Linked DNA regions of Homo sapiens: region 2 is linked to region 1. Evidence: chromatin loops called from intact Hi-C (ENCODE). Cell type or tissue: heart right ventricle. All regions are shown on one strand.

Evidence for each region. Hi-C counts contacts between places; a loop is a spot of excess contacts. Peaks named below come from ENCODE experiments on the same cell type or tissue, not always from the same donor. Only the 100,000 strongest peaks of a DNase experiment are listed, where the experiment ranks them.
Region 2: it touches region 1 in a loop (5-fold over the local background); 2 of 110 quality-filtered maps call a loop at or near these places.

The regions. Positions count from the first base shown.
Region 1 is chr7:112,298,431-112,306,430 of GRCh38, reverse strand. All of the region lies in intron 4 of ZNF277 (zinc finger protein 277), which reads right to left. Among named protein-coding and RNA genes, the nearest start is that of ZNF277-AS1, 48 kb to the left of the region's middle. In heart right ventricle, no CTCF peak of the experiment used is centred here; no DNase peak of the experiment used is centred here.
Region 2 is chr7:112,074,925-112,082,924 of GRCh38, reverse strand. The region is part of intron 1 of DOCK4 (dedicator of cytokinesis 4); the gene reads left to right. Among named protein-coding and RNA genes, the nearest start is that of DOCK4, 130 kb to the left of the region's middle. RefSeq lists an enhancer at 2,361-2,410. In heart right ventricle, a CTCF peak has its summit at 3,065 (motif pointing left); a DNase peak (open chromatin) is centred at 1,745; H3K27ac peaks cover 3,364 bases.

The DNA.
Region 1 (8,000 bases):
CCAGCCTGGCCAACATGGTGAAACCCCATCTATACTAAAAATATAAAAAGCAGCTGGGCATGGTGGTACATGCCTGTAACCCCAGCTACTCAGGAGGCTGAGGCAGGAGAATCACTTGAATTCGGAAGGCGGAGGCTGCAGGGAGCTGAAATTGCGCCATTGCATTCCAGCCTAGGTGACAGAGCGAGACTCCATCTCAAAAAAAAAAAAAAAAAAAAGAACATTCAGAAATCTCAGAGGAGAGAAAACCTTAAAGAGCAAGCAGTTCTAAAACAGTTTAGAATTTAGGATTAAAGTTTTCAGCCATTAATTAAAGTTCAGGATAGAAAATAAATAGTACGTGGTCAAGAAAATGGAAACTTGAAAGTAACAAAAATTAAAATTCTCATTAATCAGATGCAGAAAAAGGTCTGTCCTGTTGATACAAAGGTATCACAAAGTACTAGCTTTCTTTTGAAGTGACTTATTTATAATACCAGAACCCAGACTGCAGGTTAAATGGCAGAGCTCCCTAATACATACGGAATGCTGATGAGCCTCTTCTCTTGAACAGTGTGAGCACTCAGAGTCTGTTAGTATAAGCACTGGAGACACTGGACCAGCATTCCTTTGAGGAACTGACATCAAGGCATGGAGAGTGGTATATCAGTCATCGGTAATTAAAAAGAGGGACCAGAGATGCTTCTTTGCTATCTAGTCCCTATATTCCATCAGAGTAAATACATTTAAAATATAAAGGAAAGAAGGTCTTTTGGTTTGTTTTTTGGTGAAAACAGTTGACTTGGATACTTCAATCAGTTAAAACAAATTTATTCAGTAAAAACTTCCTAAAGGCTCATTAAAAGTTTAGTATTACATTGGGCACTGTAGTCTATGACTTCTATTTGGTCATAACCTCAAATGCAGAATAGGTTTAAATCTTTCCTACCCCCGAGAAAGGAATTTCCAACAAATTAAACAATCAGTATAACTTTTGAGTATCTACTTTCCAAAACACTGTAGCTGATAGCTAAAGTTAATCCTCCACAGAAGGCAATTTTTCCTAAATCATTTCAGCTATATGAATTACTCTACATGTCTTTAGCTTCCCAAAGCACTTCCAAAGCATTCATTTGCCTGTAGTACCATTCCAGAGGCTCATCTTCCCCAAAAACTCTTCCCTTCCCCTTCAAAAAAAGCCATGAGCTTATTATTATTATTATTATTTTTAAGGAATGGAGTCTTGCTTTGTTACCGAGCCTGGTCTCCTGAGTTCAAGCGATTCTCTCGCCTCAGCCTCCCAAAGTGCTGGGATTACAGGCATGAGCCACTGGGCCCAGCTCATGAGATTCTAGAGAAGAGCATTCCAAGCACAGCAAACAGCAAGTGCGAAGTCCTTAAAGCTGGAAACAGCTTGGTGTGTTTGAGGAACACAGACATAGCCAGTGTAGCTGGAGTACAGTAAGCACAGGAGAAAGTGGGTGAGAGAGACGTGGGAGAGTGGCTCAGAGAGGCATGTGCCAGATCCTTTGAGATCTTGGTAAAAAGTCTGAATTTTTATTCTAAATAAATTTGAAAGTATTGGATAATTTTAATTACTAGTTACATGATGTGAATAAGTGAACAATGTCTAAGTTACTGAAAGAGTTTTCAAATTGTTTCAAAGTGAGGCTGGCTAAAGACATAACACCAACTCCTCTTGTTCTGTCTGCCATTTCTTATCTTTTCTGACAGTAAGACGGTATTTTCATTTTAATCCCATTCAGTATTATGGTGAAATTATTTTTTTCTATCACATCCTTTATTCTATCTGATGTAACTTTCAATATGAGGAAATTAAAAGTATAAAAAGTTCAGTAAATTTCCACTAACTTAAGGATTAAAAGTTTGGTTAATAAAGTAAAATGGAAACATGAATAAATTATTTGTACAGATAATGATGTATAGCTTCAACAACTTTCAGAATGGAATCTGCCTATAACTGAGTTAAATATTTTGGAAGCCCTCACACCAGGGGTCAAATAAAAAGCTACTTTTCCCCACCCCCAAAATTCTCTTTTAAGTGTCAAAAGGGTCACTGAACAGCATTGGGAATGACTGATCTGTTTGCCAGAGTCTGATCACTAGAGCATTTGAATTTATGTTAGCAATATACTCAAATAATATACTAAATAATACTTAATATACTTAAACACACAGCTCTGCATGTATAAGGCAGGGATAACTGTACTAAAACAAAAACTATTAATGGCAAAATACAGTTTCTTTAAAAACAATCAATAAAATCCACCTTTCTCAGCATTTTATGAGAGATGATAGAAAGTTAACCTTGTGACATTAGAATCTTAAATAAACAAGGAAAAGCCATCCATATCAATGACTAAAATAAGATAGTGAAACATAAAAAACAGAGATACATTTCTTAACTGGATGATGATATACACCCCCAAATCCATGAGAGTTGATCTGACTAGTATTTCACCTTCTTGAAAGATATCAGTACCTCCCACCGTTTCTGAAACTGCAATGATAAAGGCAACAGCCATCTGCTTGCTATACAGGATAGAAATATAGTATTTTTCTTCTACTTTTGAGTCTCACTGAGATAGCTTTTTAAGAGTGTCTTCAAAACAGGACAGAATATCCAAAAAAAATAAACTAGGAGATAAAAAAATGAGACGAATTTAAACATTCACATGGAAAATATCAGCACAATGAAAAAAGGTAGACGTACAAAATAAAATGTAAATGCAGGAGTTAAACACACAAGAAACTAGAAAAGCTAAATTCCTATTTATATTAAAGGTACAAGAGAATTTAGCTTAGGTAGGAAGAGAAGGACTTTAAAAAATTCAATAGGTGGGCATGGGAGATTGCAAAATACCCATCTTTTAGAAGAAAAAGGAAAAAGAAAGCTATCAGCATGGCATGACTCGGTATAGGATTACCAGCCTGAAGAAGTATTTTCCTGTATAAACTCAAGGTCAGGTACAGTTTTAAAAGAAAATACAAGAAGCTTAGGCCCAAAGGAATAAGAAATTCCTATCTACTACTGAACTAAGATAATAGGAAATCAGATTTTCTTTAAAAAATTATTTACAATGAAAACAGAATATTATTATTTATTTACATACATATTTATGTCCTGTTCAGCCATTTTCATTAATTCTAACAAATGTCAATTTAGAAAATGTCACATTTGGCTGGACACAGTGGCTCACACCTGTAATCCCAGCACTTTGGGAGGCCAAGGCAGGTGGATCACTTGAGGTCAGGAGTTTGAGATCAGCCTGGCCAACATGGTTAAACCCTGTCTCTACTAAAAATATAAAAATTAGCTGGGTGTGGTGGCATACACCTGTGATCCCAGCTACTCCTCGGGAGGCTGAGGCATGAGAATTGCTTGAATCTGGGAGGTGGGGTTGCAGTGAGCCAAGATTGTGCCACAGCACTCCAGCCTGGGTGACAGACTGACACTCTGTCTCAAAAAAAAAAAAAAAAAGGCCTATTTGCTCAGAAAGAAAGATCAAATGTGATAAAGTATCCTGGTGCAATTAGAAAGAGAATGGTGATTGGGGTTGGAAATTTAGGAGTTTGAATTGCTTCCCTTTCTATTTAACACTGTATATAACCACGGTTGTGTGCATGTTTCTTACTGTCCTTGACCTTGCATTTCCTGTTAAACAGGGGTAATATTTCCTGCCTGATCTCACTCAACCAGTATATATACAAATTGTCCTGTAAATTTTAAGTCCTTGTTGAAGATGCTCAAAGTGGTGAACCTTAGGACTCAGAATAATATCGTTTTAGATTGTGATTACCATTTGTTTCCCAAAGAAAGCAGTCATCAATCTGAAGGTTAAACTTACTCAATGGTCACTGCAGCTAAATTGATCTCTGTTGCACTGTTAATAACAATGTTACATTCAATGGGAAATATCATCTTATATTTAAGAAAATTTTATTCTAGATGCAGTATTAGAACTTGTATGTATTGTGCCTGAAAGATAGGAATTATGCAAGAAAAGTATAAATATAAATTGATTTTTTTACTTTCAGTTTGTTGGCATACAGTAATTTGATCCTTTACTGAAAGTCTCTAGAACTATATTTTAAAAAGTGGCATGAGGAAGAACAATCTTCTCAGTGGGAGATACGCAATTTCATTTTGTTGTGGCTTTATTGTGGGGAGAGGTGAGACACATGAAGTAGAATTAAAAACAGAAAAAACTGTTTCTCTCCTGAAGATAAATTTGTTATATACGTTAAAACTTTCATAAAATATTTGTAGTTGTCATGAATGATATCTCAAGCTGACATTTGAAATAGTGATTAAAAAAAATACCTTCATACAGTTAGGCCTTTCCTTCTTTCCCAATTTAGTTAAGTTACGTCTTGCTACTGAGAACTTAACGAATACCACACATTTTCTCCTGTAGACAAAGGAAAAACTGAGGATTTTTTTATGTTGAAGTGCAAAGTGTAATGCAGTGATTATAGATGTCTGCCTCAGCTATATTGTATCCTTGTTAATCAGGGATATTTGACTATATGGCTTTATAGAAATTACAAGCCAATACTTCAGGATGAAATTTCAGTTCATACGTAAGAGCAAGCCTCAGAGAAGATAGAAATGTTAATACAACAGTCTAAACTGCTAAGAGACATCTTAGTAAGGAAGACAGATTTTAAAATAACTAACTATAATTGAAAAGCCAAATAAAATAGTGTGTTAATAGAACTTAGAAGAGGTCATTAATTTTGACAGGTGGCATATGGGAAACTTTTGGAAAATGTGGCAGTTGAGCAATGCCTTGAGGGATATGTATCTATACAGGTGGGGATTGCCATTCCTAGTTCATGAAGCAGAATCCTGAAAGTACCTAACATACTTGATAAATGTGAGAAAAGTAATGTTTATACTACAGTGTAAACTTCACAAGGGCAGGGACCATTGCCTGTTTTATCCACTGCTATATCAGTAGTATTTAGAAAATATCTGGTACAAGATAAATATTTGTTGAATAAACAAATTAATTGGATGCTGGGCAATTTAGGGAAAAGACACTGGAAATGCAGTTTGAGACTAGAAAACCTTAAGAACATGAAGACAATAAAGAATAGGGCAGGTTTTTGAAGAAGAGAATAGGGCCAGGCGCAATGGCTTGCTCTTGTAATTCCAGCACCTTAGGAGGCTGAGGTAGGAGGATCTCTTGAGCCCAGGAGTTCGAGACCAGCCTGGGCAATATAGTGAGACCCCATCGCTACGAAAGGATCACTTGACCCCGGGAAGCAGAGGTTGCAGTGAGCCACTGTACTCCAGCCTGGGCGACAGAGGGAGATCTTGTCAGAAAAAAAAAGAATAAAGTGATTTATGTTATTTATTAATATTAACAGATAATCAGTTACTATTAATCAATTAATAGTAACATTAATTTTAATAAGTATTTATTAATATTAAAATTCTGGAGGCAGTGTCAATTGCCTGAAGAGGTGAGTCTATAGACAAGGTAAGTATGAGTATGGATGTGGGACTTGGGACTCAGCTGGACCTGGTAGGATTTGACAAATGACTTAGATATAGGGGTGAGAAAAAAAGAATCAATTAAATATGCTTCTAGAGATTTCCAAACTGAGTGACCAGGAGAATGGTGGTGTCATTATGTAATAAAAGGAGAACAGGCAAATAGCAAGTTTTGGGGGAGGAAAAAAATAAGTTCTGTTTTTAGGCATATTAAAGTGTGGACTGGAAATCCAAATGGAAAAGTTTCACATAAGGAAATATAGATTTGGGGCTCAGAAGTGAACCAGGATGAAAGCTATGGATGAACTCAATTCATGAATATTTACTCTGACTGCCTACTCTGCACCAGCACTAACATTTAAGCCATAGGCCTAATAGTGGTAGTTATACAGATGTGCATGCCCTGAACAGGTGATAAGATCTTGAGAAACATATGTATACACATTTAAGAGAAAAGAGGGAAAAGAACCACTGGACAAGACTAAGCTAGACTGATGAGAAATAAGAGGATGATGCACCAAGATCACGGGAGAATTTTTAAAGGAAGCTAAAGGGAAGAAGGTGTTCAAGCTATTGAAATCCTCGAGAATCTTCCTAATTCTGTAGTTTCTTTCAGAATATGGATGAAAATATTCAAAGAAGTGTCAAGTAGGAATCAAGCTCTTCAAAAAGAAAACTGGGAACACATACAAATCTTGCAAATGTCAAGAAACCAGTGAAATCTCAAAGAAATGGAAAAAGAAATATGATTCTAGCATAAAATCTGTTACTGTAACTTTCAGTGAATCATTTAAACTCTATATACCTCCAGCCACTCACACAGAAAACAGAGTTTTGTCTGTTTGTTTAAAATGAGGTTTGGGGAAAAATAACAATATGAACTTAGGAGTATAGGGAGGACTAGGAAGGATGTTTAAATATAAGACACAGTTTCTGCCCTTAAGTTACAGTCATTTTGAACTAAGAGCAAACCATACAAAGGTACTTAAACTATATGCTTTACCTAGAGTTCCACATGAAAGAATAAATATTTAAGAATAATACATATGCAAATCATCGTTAATGCAAATCAAGTCAGCAAATGCCCTACTAATACTCTAGTTTGAGGGTTCTTCCTCGTGGACTTGAGTTGAGATCCTCAAGTTGAGATCCTCAAGATCCTCAATTCAAAGTCTTTGAGTTGAAATATTGAGCTGGGGTCACTCAAACACTGAATACATTATACATCCATTATCATTAAGCAGTTTGATTGGTTTAAATTACATGTTTTAGAAACTAGAATGAAATTCTGATTAATAAAAAATTGTTTGATAAAGTATAATTAGTAGCAGCATAAGGAAAAAACCACCAAGCTGTGGTAGAGTGAGTGACTTCAAAACCCTCTGGCTGTAAAGTCTTCCTAGGATGAGTTCTTGCACACTATGGGCCAAGGGCATAAACATCTTCACGAGTTCCAATGCATGATGAGAAAGTGCCTCTCAGAAATGGTATACCAGTTTACATTCTTAAAAGCAGCTGAAGAAGTACTTGTCTCTTAACATTCTTGCCACCATTTAGTACTATTATTTTCAAGTCCTGTTAACTTGATAGAAGAAGAAAAAGTATACTGTTACTTTTGTTTCATTTAATGATTTAGACTTCTTTCTGGACATGCTTCTTACTGATTTGTAAAGTTCTTTCTTTATAAAGGAGATAGATCCTATAATCATTGCTAACGCCCACAGAAGAATCACCCACACTAACCTCATGCTTCCACACTATGTAGCATAAAATTGTGATGAACTGGCTGATGGCAAATTCAGCCTGTCTTCCTGCTGTTTGGCAAGTCTTTTTTTACTTTTTGTTGATCCTCTAATCAGAATTCCAGTGGCGGGCTATTGTAAACTGCCTCTGCTTTCCCTAAACTTCAATCCAAGCCTGAATCCCCTCCCTACACAGACTTGTCAGACCATGAGCACCCAGGACAGAGAGATTCCCAGAGCCTAGAATAGTAGTACCAGACACATGAGAGGCCAAATAATGACTACGCTGGCATGGCATGGCTTAAAAGGCATGTACCTGGAATGTTTGGTTTGAAACTCTAGCTCTGCACCTCATTCACTATGTGTTCCTGGGCAAATTAAGCTTCCTAGGCCACATTTTACTCATAAATAGAACGGCATTTAATAGCCACCTCACAGGGTGCTATGAAGCAAGAACCAAATACAAGGCATGGCTTATGGATGGTCATCAGTCATTGTTAGCTTACTTCCAATCCCCAAGTTGGTCTAGTCTTTCTCAGGCTTTGACAGCTTGAAATGGATTTATACGCAGCTACATTTACTCTTTTCTTCATGTCACTGATGGACAATGAGGGCACATTAATGGGTCTTTATTACTACAAAGTCAAGTTTCTGGCACTGAAGGATTTCCACAATTTAGCTCCATTTTACCTCTTCAAATTTATCTCATACTCCTCCCCATAAAAATTTTTCTATCTAAGCCGGAGTAGACTTTT
Region 2 (8,000 bases), 220 kb after region 1:
TAAATACATTCTAGAATAAATGATACTTTAATTTAAAATTTATTTCTAGCTAAGTCATATGGGTAGGATTTTACCAAGTTTAAAAAATTATATATTTTTCAGATACATGAATAGCACTACCAATCTCAGTTGTTTCTGATATAAAATGTCTCAGCAAGTACTGTGGTGATTAGTATTTCTCTCTCCTTTCTCTTTTTCTATATAGTAAACTATAAGCCTTAAATCGTTAAGTGTAATGTAATCTGAGGAGAGAGAGTGAGTTGACTACTATCCATAAATACCTCTACATCTCCTTTAGTCGAGGGTTTAATATTAACAATACATTCTCTGTAGGCTTTTCCGGTTTCTTACAGGAAGAGAAAAATAATTTTGTAGCGAACAACAATTACGAAATTTATTTGATTTGCTGGGAAATCCCAGCGTGCCTATGGGTTGCCAATCCTATTATCCCCCAGTAAAGGAGTAGGGAAGGTAGATTTTGTACCACAGCAACCACCCCCGCTATTTCTAGCCATTCTTCCTTTTTTTCTCTGGCTTTCCTGTGAAATTACCAACTTCCTACCTGGCTTGCTGCTAATTGTTCAGACCCACAAATGGGGGCATGGTGATGGCTGTTGTTTCCTCTACTGACATTACAATAATGTATGAGACTCTCAGGGTTAACTGTGTATTTGAGATTTCACTAAGCATGATTGCATTAACATAGATTTCCTCTCCAGTCATGACACAAATTTTTAAAAAGTTTTTCAGGTTCAATATTTCATTACTACTGTTCCCTCTGCATCTACCCTTCCTACCATTTACTATGTGTCTATTCCATGACAGGTGCGGAGCTAAGAACTCTACATGTATAATGTCATGTAATTCCCCACGCCTCTCCAGCGTAGGTACTCTGATGACATCCATTTGTCACATGAGTATTCTGAGGCTGGGAGAACCTTCAGTGACTTGCCCAATTTGTCACAGAGCTGGTAAGAGGCAGAGCAGGGCCCCAACCCAAGTCTGTCTCTGGACTCATGAGCACTAGGAGATCTTGCGCATTACTCTGTGATCTTCCTCTTTTGGTCTTCACATTTTATACTGTGATACCTTAGATAGTTTTCCCTCTTTTTATTCTTGAGCCCCAGATCCAATTTACCATCTTTCTTTTTGACCCCTTCAAGAGAACAGCTACAAATAAATTATTTAATTTAATCAGCATTTATTAAACATCAGCTGTGTGTGGAGTATTGACGGGCACTGGAACTACCAAGATTTGTTTATTTTTCTGTCTACAAAACATTTGAGATAACTGACAAAGTACGTAAAATAAGAAAGGGATAAAAATAAGTTGCAAGACCTTTAAGACATAGTGACTTTCCTCCTGGGATCTTTCTAGAAGAATCCCACTTGAGAGTGGTTCTTCATGTTCTTGTTTTGTCTCCTTGACCTGCTCTGTGGGACATAATGAGTGTTCATCTGCACTTTTCGTGTCAGGCTTCCCTCAAGGACTCTGTCCTCACCCTGAGTCTGGGATGAAAGCCACCCTGATTTGTGACTGTAATAACCAGCTTCTCCTAAAAAGTTGGTGGTGTTAGGGATATCTTCACATGGATTGTCTTGTTTCCATGTGAAATAGTGTCTTAGAGCCCTGAGAAGTAGCTGTCATGTGGAAACGGAGTCATGCTTGCCTGCATTCTGTGTGTCTCCTCCAAACCTCACTACTTCCTTGAATTGCCCACAGGATTCGCATTCCTGTCTGACTGCGGGTTCCTTCTTCCTGTTTCGATTCTTTTTTCATGGGCTTTTTGCACCACTACCCGCCTTCCTGTCTCAGTATTTTTGTTGCTGGCTCATCCTTCTTGTCTTCTCAGATGTCAGCCTCCTATCCGTGGCCTGTGGGCTACTTGGCGGACCCTCTAGAAATGTACCTCGACAGTTGTTCATGTCTTTTAACAATTTCTTTTATATTGTTGAGCAGATGGAACAATTATTTAAGTCTATTTTCATTCCTCATACCCCACAAATCTACACAAGTGTTTAGTGACATAAGTGTAAATATTATTGAAACATCAAAATATCTTGCTGTCTGCATCCAGTTGCTAGTTCACAGCATTCAGGTGACAGTGGCTGTATTTGTAGAGCCTGAGGAAAATGACATAAGATGTTTTCTTTGACAGTGGTTGTCTTACGTATTTGGATATACCCATTGTGTAAATATGCGTTGAACGAAGGAGCTGTGTCATCCACATCTAACAGAGGTGAAAACAAAAGTCTACCATAAGGTCTGTCTGCCTTTAGCCAAATGGGAAGTGATGTTTCTGCACATTGTCACAAGTGCGTAGCCAACCATAACCTCTTCTTGAGCAACTTAAGCTGGCACAGGAAATCTGAGACATGACTAAATGACGTGTCAGGAAAGAAGAATTTCTGAAATGTTGTTTAAACAAAAACTGGCAGATATGTAACATTTCTCTATCAATGCAAGAAATCATCCTACATGAAAAAGGAAGCTCAAAATTTTGTTTATGTAAAAACTTTTTTAAATTACTTGAGTTTTGTTAACATTTATCCTTTTACATAGGGTTGCTAAAGTTAGCGAATAAATTATAGGATACCCAGTTAAAATTTAATTTCAGGTAAACAACAAATAGATTTTTAGTATAAGTAGGTCCCATGAAATGTTTATGACATATATATACTAAAAACTCATTCATTATTTAATCTAAAATTTATATTTAGCTTGGCATCCTATATTTTGTCTGGCAACCCTCCTTTTAAGAAAATCTAATAATCCATATTTACCTGATAGGTAAATTAGAATACTGATTCTTTTTTGAATGAAAATAATGTATTTTTTTAAATTTTTCTAACTTTAGTTCCTCTAATAGAAATTAATTTAGATAACTAAGGAACCATAGGAATTTAAAAGCTGACCTATCAGAAATAACTTCAGCTATATTACATTAAAAATGAAGAGATGGAATCTGAAATAGGAAAGTAAGATTTATACCCATTATTCAGCCAAAATCTGTTTTTCTTTAACTTCTACCCATTGTTCCTAAGTCTGCCCTCTGGGGGCTGTAGAAAATAATGAAGATGATGTTATTAATGATAACCAGTGCTTGCTGTAACCAGTTATGTGCATTATTTTATTGGATTTAATTTGTTTACTCTTTATAACAGCATGTGAGGGAGGTGCTTTTCTGATTTCCATTCTACAAAATAAGAAACTAAAGCACAGAGTAGTTGATTAGCTTAACCATAACCACATCTCTTTGTCAACTCTTAAAGTACCAGAGCTTTCATAGTTTTAAAGTTCCCAATTCCTTCTACCATTTCTTTTAGTACAGGGTCTCTAGACCCTTTCCTGTCCTCATTCAACTCTCAGCTTGTTGTGGCTTGTCAGTGCCCTGAAATATGTTATGGCCAAAATTTAAAAGTATACTTCATAGATCATATAATTTACAAGTAGAGTACAGCAGGATTTTTAATGGCCTTGGTACTAAAGTTATATTGCCAATAGTGACCCATGGATTAGCTGAGTTTTGTTTCGTTCTAGTTTTTGAATGGGGAATGTACTTTTACATAATACAGTTGGCTCAGGTTGACCTTTTAGTCAGGTGAAACTTCCAGGTTCTTATCTGTACTAAATGCAGGTAAGCAAAGTCTCCCTCAATTTCCACATGCACAGTTTGCTTTTTTAAACAGATGTGCAGGAATTCACTTGTATTTGTATAACTTTTAGAAATTGTCTCATTTTACCTTATTCTTCCTGCCTGCTATCATTCTTACATATTTATTTTTGTTTGTTTGTGTGAGACAGAGTCTCGCTCTGTTGCCCAGGCTGAAGTGCAGTGGCACAATCTCAGCTCACTGCAATCTTTGCCCCCTAGGTTAAAACGATTCTCTTGCCTCAGTTTCCCGAGTAGCTGGGATTACAGGCGCATGCCACCATACCCGGCTAATTTTTTGTATTTTTAGTAGAGACGGAGTTTTGCCATGTTACCCAGACTGGTCTCGAACTCCTGGCCTCATGTGATCCACCTGCCTCGACCTCCCAAATTGCTAGGATTACAGGTGTGAGCCACCGCACCCGGCCGTATTTTATATTTCTTTATAATATATCAAAAAGGCAGTACTGGTCTATGTTTGGAGCAGAGACCCAGACTCTGCAGGAGATACGTGTATAAGTGAGTGAGCTCCCTCCTGTTTCTCATCTCCAGACGTTCCTATGCCTCTGCTTTCTTCCCAGTTGGCTTGAGTAGATGTCCAAGGGATTGACATCAGCATGTCTATATTGTTTGACCATTTCAGCTTTGGGGAAGAAGGTTGGAGCTGTGTTACAACATTTCTCTCCCTTAAACTCGACAAACTCTTAAATCACCTTCCTTTGATATTCCACAGTGATCCTGCCTAGTTAAATATTTTTTTTCCTAAATCGTCTCTCTATGTGCCATGCCTGTAGCTGTAGCTTTGGTAAAGTTTGTTTCCAAAATAATAAGACTTATAATACCTTGTTCTTGGTAATCAAGAGAGTTAATAATAGGAAAAAGTATTTACCTGGGGGAATTGTAAACCATTTGTATTTCATATAAAAAATGACAGCTCTAGTTGTCTTGGACGTAGCTGGGAGCAGAATGTATTGAGAGAAATGGGGTAGAGTGTAGTGAGACAAAAGAGGCTTCTTTGTGTTTGTTTTCAAGGAAAGCTCAGATTTAGATGTAAACTAATTAAGCATCTTCTAACATTTAAAAAAACATGAGAGATAAAATCTTATTCATGCACCTGATAGTTCTAAAATTTTATGAGAAATTTGATGAATTTATGTATATTGAATTGATTCATGTATCAGTATACCATTTAGTAGAGAACAATTTTCTGTATTTTCATCATTATCAATAATTAGTGTAATTAATATCTATGCCAATACATTTAATAAATATAATAGAATTTTACTCACTTAGGCTTGTATTTCTAATAAATACAAAACACAAAGTGATCAACACTTATTATTCTCTTTCTGGGACCGCTTTGATGTGTCTTAGCTACCTTTTATACATTAAATTTATTATATTTTTAGCAAACCTATTAACTGATAAGTTTACTGATTATAATTTTTATTAGAATGAATAACATTTTATAAAAATTTGAGAGCATTATTCAGAAAATTACAAGTGCTGTATTATCCAGTGCTTTCTAGCATCAACATTCAGCCTAGAATATTGCCATGATACTGTATTTAAATAACTGGCATGTTAAAAAACACACACACGCACATATTAATAAATCATAGGTGCTCTGTGAAGGTAATCTATTACACACTATGGTTTAAAACATGATTTTATAATGCATGATACCACAACTCACTTTGGAATGCGTATGAATGATGTATTAGTGACTTTTTCTAAATACGTATTCCATCACTCTTAAGCACACTGTAGAAATGATGCGTAATTTTGTTTTATAAATAATATATCTTTAAAAGACGTTAGTTTCTATAAATATTTAAAATATTTTTGTAGTATAAAAAGTATAAAATGAAAAATGTTCTAAATTGGGTTTCATTTTATATGATGTCTTTCCCATAGTAGTTAATGTAAATACTATTCTATTTTTGTCTTTAATGTTCAGAAGGAGCCCAGCTATGTTGTGTTTTTTGCTAGTATGATGTTGGGCTAACTTTTATAGCATTTTTCCTTTTTGGATAACTTAATTTACCACGTAATTGTCCATGCTGGGGTGGAGCAAAGATTTATCCAAAAGGTTACTTTTATTAGAAAAGTGTACTGCTTTAGGGTTTTGAATTTCTGACTACTGGCTGACAGTAACCTTATTTGCTGAGTATCAGTTGTCGTTCAGTTACTCTTTCCCTGTCTCATTGGCTTTTCTCTCCCTGTTTCCCATTTTGACTTTATACTGAATAAAATCAAACGTCTAAGTACTCTACTTACTATATACACCTTGCCATTTATATGTAACAAGTCTCTTGCAGGAAAGTGTTCAAATGATGCGATCTTTGTTTTATGCTATTGGAAAATATACTTGTCAACCTTAAGAAATAGTATATTCAGTCAACGCTTCATTAAATGTAGTATTCTTTCCTGAAAAATAAAACCCAGTGCTCTGTTTAGTTCTTACCTACATTATAGTCTGCAAATAAGACATATGACAAATTGGTTGTAAGCTGAATTTCAATTTTAAATGAAAAATGATTTCTAAAAAGAATCTCATTTTGTTTCATAAAACCCTGAACACACTTTATATGGAATTTAGGACTCATTTGTAACCATAAAGAAATGATAATCAAACTTCCCAACAAGATGAGGTTTTGGGGAAATATGAATTAAACTGGCTACCTGGAGAATGTCCAAATATTGCAAAACATATTTTGAAAATATCAAGTGGGCCTTAGGGTGGAATTCCATAAATAATCAAAAAAGCCAGATGTCTTTGATCATGAAATAATTTGTGGAAGTGTGCCAAGGTGTTCTAAGCTTTCCTCATCTGTTTTTAAAATAATCCATTTAATATGAAAATGGGTTCCAAAAAATTTAACATTTTTTGCCAAATTCAGTTTGTCTTTATTAACTGATTCCCCAGATTCTAAATTAATGAATATGATTTTAAATATTTTAAGAACCCCCCCAATTCTTTTTCTTAGTTAACTCAAACCAGCAAACATTTATTGTGTGTTTACTGTAAACACGGTGTTATACCTGTTTCAAGGGCATATAAAAGTAAAAAAACAAAACATACTGTTTACCTTCAAATTACTGCAAATGATTCCAACAAAATAGTTTCCTGTAGTATTTTATAAAGAAAGTTCTTTAAATGGCTACCTGAAAATATTTTTAGCATTAAAGTCAACAAATATTTTAGGTCTTTTTCTTCACTGTAACAAATTCTAGGAGAATATAGAAAAAGTGTCAAATGTAGCACTTCTTTTTGACAAACTAATTTTTTATAATCTAGCCTAAAAGATAAGATAAAATATCAGATAGTGTAAGGACATGAGTAAATGGTAATTGTACTACAATTTTAAGTGTTGTAAAAGCTCACAGAAAATGAAAATTAGAAGTCACTGTATTATGTCAACACTTCTTTTGGGCTGGAAGAGCTAATTCCCATAATAGTATTTATTTCTGTAAGTTTTTTTTTTTTAAATAAGGACAAAGTTTAGCCCTACTTATGTTTGCACTATCAAAAGTTTCATTGTGACTATGCATGTGAATGGCATAGTGTGTTTACATCCAGGTTGAAGTACTTTGTAATGAAAATCTTTGGTTCAGAAATTAATGTTGTCGTATCAGTTTTTGAGATATGCTCAAATTCTGTTGTTTGTTGCCAATGAGTATGGCCCAAAATTTGGGAGATAGTTGTATTTAGCTATACAGTATTCAGTGAGTTGTATCTGAATTTCCTGCTAAGTTATGTAACTTTTCAGAGGAAAGACTTTGTCATAGTGTTACGGTTTCTAACTTATTTCCAAGTCCTCCCTCTAGGTGATGATTCCTCTATGAACTGTCCTCTTCATTACCATCAGTGTGGCACCATCCAAAGCAGGGAATTGCATGTGAGGCTCCCAATAGCTCTCTGTTGCCTGCAGAAAACATTTCTTAGCACCAGCAAAAAGTCCCTCCTCCAGTCTTGCCTCTCTTTCCCTGCAAAAATTATTTTCATGAGCAGGCTCTGCATTTTATATGTTGTTGGTACTTTCTCCTGGGTGAATACCTTCTTTTAAGTGCCTGGCTCAACTATTAGGTCTTCAGTGTCTTTCCCTGACCCCACTGTTATATTTTTCCACAATCAGTGTTTCCACATTTATTATAGCATAGTACAGATAGTGTATCAGTGGAGTCCAATCAGGGACAGAAACCACAACAGTTACTTGAACAGAGATACATCAATATAAAGAATTGTTAGCTAGGTAGAAAGGTGATACTTAGGCAACTGACAAGGCAGGAAGAGGACCCTAAGGGATCAAATGTGTTTCAACTGCAGGAAAGAGATTGGGTTAT